Linked DNA regions of Homo sapiens: region 2 is linked to region 1. Evidence: read pairs that join two places in POLR2A ChIA-PET (ENCODE). Cell type or tissue: GM12878. All regions are shown on one strand. Links, peaks and the distances in the headings refer to the core of each region. The heading gives the core; the rest is flanking DNA.

The links. ChIA-PET counts read pairs that join two places held together with the same protein. Peaks named below come from ENCODE experiments on the same cell type or tissue, not always from the same donor. Only the 100,000 strongest peaks of a DNase experiment are listed, where the experiment ranks them.
Region 2: POLR2A ChIA-PET joins it to region 1 with 15 read pairs; 2 of 35 experiments call an interaction of 5 or more read pairs at or near these places.

What each region holds. Positions count from the first base shown.
Region 1 is chr19:44,140,044-44,142,956 of GRCh38, forward strand. It overlaps ZNF234 (zinc finger protein 234), which reads left to right and starts at 1,511. Exons shown (of 6, transcript NM_006630.3): 1 at 1,511-1,690; 2 at 2,271-2,324. RefSeq lists enhancers at 1,539-1,938, 1,693-2,283, 1,949-1,998. In GM12878, for the core only: a CTCF peak has its summit at 1,609; a DNase peak (open chromatin) is centred at 1,498; H3K4me3 peaks cover 1,948 bases; H3K27ac peaks cover 1,277 bases.
Region 2 is chr19:44,503,703-44,506,615 of GRCh38, forward strand. CEACAM20 (CEA cell adhesion molecule 20) reads right to left here. Exons shown (of 12, transcript NM_001102597.3): 12 at 2,457-2,512. The coding sequence ends at 2,459. Among named protein-coding and RNA genes, the nearest start is that of ZNF180, 4.6 kb to the left of the region's middle. In GM12878, for the core only: no CTCF peak of the experiment used is centred there; no DNase peak of the experiment used is centred there.

The sequences.
Region 1 (2,913 bases), core at 265-2,764:
AGTGAGATGCTACACAATTTTAAACAAGCAGATCTCATGAGAACTCTATCAGGAGAACAGCACTAGAGGGATGGTGCTAAACCATTAGAAACCTCCCCGGTGATCCAATCGCCTCCCACCAGGCCCCAACTCCAACACTGGGGATTACATTTCAACATGAGATTTGGGTGGGGACACAGATCTAAACCATATCAATAGGCCAATGTATGTTTATGGGGAGAAAAAAATCTGGTTATCTTTTTTTTTTTTTTTTTTTCCGTGACAGAGTCTTGCTCTGTCGCCCAGGCTGGAGTGCAGTGGCATGATCTCGGCTCACTGCAACCTCTGCCTCTCAGGTTCAAGCGATTCTCCTACCTCAGTCTCCCGAGTAGCTGGAATTACAGGCACGCACCACCATGCCCGGCTAATTTTTGTATTCTTAGTAGATATGGGTTTTCACCATGTTCTCCTGGCTGGTCTCGAACTCTTGACCTCATGGTCCGCCCGCCTTGGCCTTCCCAAAGTGCTGGGATTACAGGCGTGAGCCACCGCACCCAGCCCCTGGTTATCTTGAAGAAAGATTTTAGATGGGTTTTTTTCTGATTTTGCTTTATTCTATTATTTATTTGTATCAACCAATGTAAGCCAGATTCCAAATTGCTAACTATAATGACGATATTTTAACCAAAAAATATAAAGGAAGAAAATAAAATATGTTCCTTCACGTATAGGATCCTCCTTAATGCTACTGCATTAAATAAATCATAGGCATTGGGTGTCTGACATCAATGCCAAGCGCTTCACCAGTTATACTTGCTTTGAAGTATTGGGCAATTTAAGAGCTTCTCTGAAATTTGGTGTTTTTACCTCTTCAGTAGACATAATACCATGAAAAGTGTAAACGAAAGAAGATAGCTTTTCCATGAGGACAGGGCTTCCCCACTGGCCCTCTCAAATGATGATTGTTTTTCCTGCCAAACCAGTGGTACCACAGCGTCTGGAGTAGGGGCTGGCACCTTCTTTGTTCTTCATTGCCTCTCCCAAACCATTGTACTTGCTCACTCTTCCAACTTTTAGTTTTGGCCTCATATTATCAGTTTATAGTAATCAATCATCAATCATCTACTGACCCCTAAAAAGTCATTCCCCATTTAGTCCTTGAAGATTGTATCTCCTCGCTTGTTCTCTTTCCAATAATCCTCCGTAGTCCTGGGAGGCGTTTAGACTTCAGGAATTGCTGTCTATTCAATATTTTCGCTCAAGGACTCAGGCAGAGGGAAGGACGACTCTCAGGGTCACAGTCCACATTCCCTACCAAGCGCTCAGCGATATAGGATTCGTTCCCCATGGGCAGTGCGGGAATCGTAGGCAAGGAGCACCGCGGAGTCCCATCGCTTTTCCCTGAAGGGTGAGATTCTGAACGTTTTTCCCTCAGCATTCTGAGTGTAATCCAAACGCTCAGTGGAGTCGTGGTCCATTTGACCCACGCAGGGGGATCCGGGGAATTCTGGGAAATGTAGTCCCGCCAATCAGTGGAGTCGCGGGCACTTCCGCTCCAGGGAAGAGGGGGCGATTGTCACGGCACATTCCACGGTAGTTTCTTCCAGTTCCGCGACTCGCGGGCCCCTCCTAATGTCAGGGACTTAAGATTGGGGCTCGCTGGGACCTGGTGGTCCGGTTATGGGAAAAGAAGCCTCGTGGGAGAGCAGAGGTTTGGTGGGGCGAGGGCGGCGGCTTTTGTTGTGTCAGCGGAGCCTTCTTGGGCTGGGGCTCCCCTCGTGTCCCGCGGCGGGAGGCGGGGGGCATTGGGACTTGGTTGGGTCGCGTCTCGCCTGGTTTGAGGGTTTCCGGGGCTCTGAGCTCGCCCACTCCGCCTCCCTGCACTCCAGGCGCGCAGTCACTTTTTTACAGTGCAAGGTTGGCGTGTTAATCTCCCTGGGCCTCTCCTTGCTGTTCTTTAAAATGGGGACGTTAGGACCATCTTTGTAGAATCGTTTTGGTAACTGGAATAGGTTACACAACACAAACAGTCCCTGTCACTTGGTGAGTGGTGGTTTCTTGTTACTTTCCCACGAAACCTGTTAGGTCCCCCGGTGGGGTCAGAGCTCCAGCAGCAGGGGCCTCAGCCCTTATCTCTGATCCCTGCAGGACGCTGGACGATCCCGGACGCCTTCTGACCTCTTTTTAGGCAGGCGAGGGTTGCGTCCACTTCCACGAAGGGAGGGGAGCATTTAACTTTTCTCAGGGACAGCGACCCAGTCAGGATGTTTCACAGCTTTCTCCTTCCCCAGCCTGAAAAAGGACTGCGCGGACTGACTTCTTGGCTACTGAAAGCAAAGCTCCACGTGAGTGTGACTTGTCATTTTTCTTTTACAGAGACTGTATCTTTGTAGCATGTGTAATAGGGCATGGGCATTTATAATAATTAAGCCTTAATTGCTAACTTCAATTCTAGGGGATTTATACAATTAGATACGTTTAAGCCGCAACGTGACTCTGTGGAGAGGTACTGGTCATCCAAGTAGTAAGAGGTGAAACTTGGGTTGGAACCTAGGCATTCAGGGTCAGAGCCCGAGTTGATCATCTCTTGGATATATTCTCATTGAGGCAGAGGAACTAGCTGTACTCAGGTGGGGAAAGTAAGTTAGAACTTGATTAAAGGACCTTAAGAGCAAGGCTAATTGCCTTGGAGTTTTCTCAGTTTTTAAAAACTGTCAACTATTTTGTTTCATTTATTACAAATATTTCACATTCTAATAGAACCGTATCACTGTGAAGCATTCAGAAATTACAGAAATACGAAGATACAAAAATTGTAATTACCTATGAAATCAGGATGTAAAGATAGTAATGGTTAAATTTCTAATGCATTTTGTTTTAGTGGTTCCATGTTTATATTACTTATAAATGTTTTACAAAATTTTTATTATACAT
Region 2 (2,913 bases), core at 319-2,818, 360 kb after region 1:
AGCCAGACCCTGTCTCAAAATAAATAAATGAATAAATAAAAATTTTAAAGAGTTACCACTCAGGAACATTCTAGAAAGATGCCTATCTAATCTAGAGATTTATCTGTCAACTGTCGGGAAGAGCTGAGACCAAAGTTTATATTAAGATTCTGTTTATTGGCCATGAATTGGATAAGGGCTCAAGATACAGTGAAGAGCAAGAAGATTATGAATCCATTTACTATAAATACTAGAAAACAAAGTAAGAGTAACGAGAGGGTAAAAGGGCATGATCTGTCTCTAGGATGTCAGGGGGAGGGGGACATTTCTTGGCAGGGAAGAGGAAAGTTCTCAGGGTTCAAATAGGGTGGTGTTTCTGGTACTACTGAGTGCAACCCTTAAGATCCTAATTCCGGTCTCTTGTATCACATCTAATGATTAATTTTTAAAATCTGAATTAATGTTATCATCATTATGATAGCCATTCAGCTCCAAGGATAGCAACAACGCATTCTGAAAACTCTTCATTTCCAGGAGTTTTCAGTGTTGGTTTCCCCCTGTGTTAACAGTCCTTTTTTGTCTCCTTTGCTTGATCTCTCCTGTAAACATCAGAGGAACCCAGGAATCAGCTGTCAGCCTGTCCCTTGCCTTGTCTTCATCCACTCTGCTTGGGGTTGACATAACAGGCCTATTGCTCAAACTCTGTAAGTTCCCCAGAAGGTCCTGTTTTCCTGACTAGCCTTTGGGCAGCTCTGGGAACTGAGCTCTCATAATGTTCTATCTGGTAAGAGTGCTTTTGTTTGCCTGAGGCCTTGAGCCATGCTGTACCACTTTGTCCAGATGGTTTATACTAACAGTGTAATTTATGGAGGAACATCTGCTTTCCTTCTAGGAGTCTGGAGCTTCAGTGACTGACCCTTTATAAAAACCATGGACACCCAGGTTTAGGTGAGCTTCCCTCGATGGCAATGCTTCACACACGTTGTCACACATCATTGCTGGGGGATTTCCCATGTGCTGTGGTTTGGATATTTGTCTCCTCCAAAACTCATGTTGAAACTTAATCCCCAGTGTGGCAATATTGAGAGGTGGGGGTTTTTAAGAGGTGATTGGCTCATGAGGGTTTTGCCTTCATGAATGGATTAATCCATTCATGGACTAATGGATTAACGGGTTATCATGGGAGTGGAACTGGTAGCTTCATAAGAAAAGAAAGAGAAACATGAGCTAACATGTTACCACACTCAGTCCCCTTGGCATGTGATTCCCTGCACCACTTCAGGACTCCACAGAGAGTCCCCACCAGCAAGAAGTGCTCTCACCAGATGCAACCCCTAGACCTTAGACTTCTAAGCCTCCATAACTGTAAGAAATAAATTTCCTTTTTAAAACAAATTACCCAGATTTAGATATTCTGTTATAGGCCAAAGAAAGCAGACTAATACACCATGTGACTCCACTGAAAGAGAACACTTGGAAGCTGGTGCAGGGTATCCTCCAGACTTCACCCCATGCACCTTTTCCCTTTGCTAATTTTATTCTCCATCCTTTTGCTGTAATAAACTATAACCATGAGTATAACAATTGGGTCCTATGAATTCCTCTAGAAAATCTTTGAGCATGAGGTGGTCTTGGGGACCCCCCTGACAGAGGAGCTCATCCAGCCCCATAACTTTAAGTCCCACTGACAACTCTCAAATGTGTATCTCCAGCCATGATCTGTCTAGATTTTTATGAACAATTGCCTACTTGATTCTGCAACTGATTCTTGACATGTCTAAATTCTTGACATGAAGCAAATTCTTTATTTCTCTCCTTATCCCAAAGTTTCTCAGAAAGTGACCTGCCAATCATCCAGTTGCCCTGGCAAGAAACCATGGAGATATCCTTGTCTCCTAACTCTCTTTACCTTCAGCAAATCTCATTCTGACTCTCTCCGCCCCTGCAGTTCTCAGGATTCTAAGCATTTCATGCCTACCTCTCCTCAGGAGCCTCAATCCCTCACTTCACTACGTGTTTTCTCCTTTTATTAAGAGCTCTTAATTTCTTAAGAGCTCCTTGTTCCTTATCTTCTATCATGATTTGAAAAGCCACTTCTTCTCTGACACCTGTCTTTGTCCCCTACTCCTCTCTGGCTGACTCAGACTCACTCTTCTCTCTGGAGTCCACCAACAGTGTTTGCTCATCCTCAGCCTGCAACTATGATATCCTAAGCTGTTCAGTCTCAAACCTTGGTCCTCTAACTCTAGATCCACGGGCTGTCATTTTTACCCTTACTATTGCTTTGAAAAAAAATATGAGTCAAAATCTAAGATTCTATGGAAGCCAGGGCCTGACCAACCCATTGCAGTAGAACATCACAAGGTCTACAGAGATGACAGAGAATGACTGGCTTATAATATGCACTTAATAAATGTCATTAAATATATGATCAAGCATGGTTTCTCTAGGACTCCTGGAGAAAAGATCTCTGCTTCCATTAGACGGAGGGGTTGATTTGGATGTAAGTGTTGGGCTCTGGATTCACAAGCTCCTGTTAAACAAAGAGAAAATGTGAGCTCCATTTGCTAGGTGGACCCTCCCAGTCTACTCACTGTAGTCTGGGGCCCAAACAGCCTGGAGCTTTCCTTTCTTTGGAAATTCCAAAAATCTTCCTCCATTCTCATCACACTTTAGTAACCCTGGCACATCTCTGTTCCTGGAATGGCCCATGTACTTCCCCACTGTGGTAAACAGACTCTAAAGTGGTCCCCATAATCCCTGCCTCCTGGTATTCATTCCTTTATGTAATCTCCTCCCCTTGAGGGCAAGACCTGTGACTTGCATCTAACCAATAGAATATGGCAAAGGTGGCAGGATATACATGATTGCATGTATGTGATTCTGTTACATAAGATTATGACTTCTGTCTTGGCTTGAAGAAGCAAGATGCAA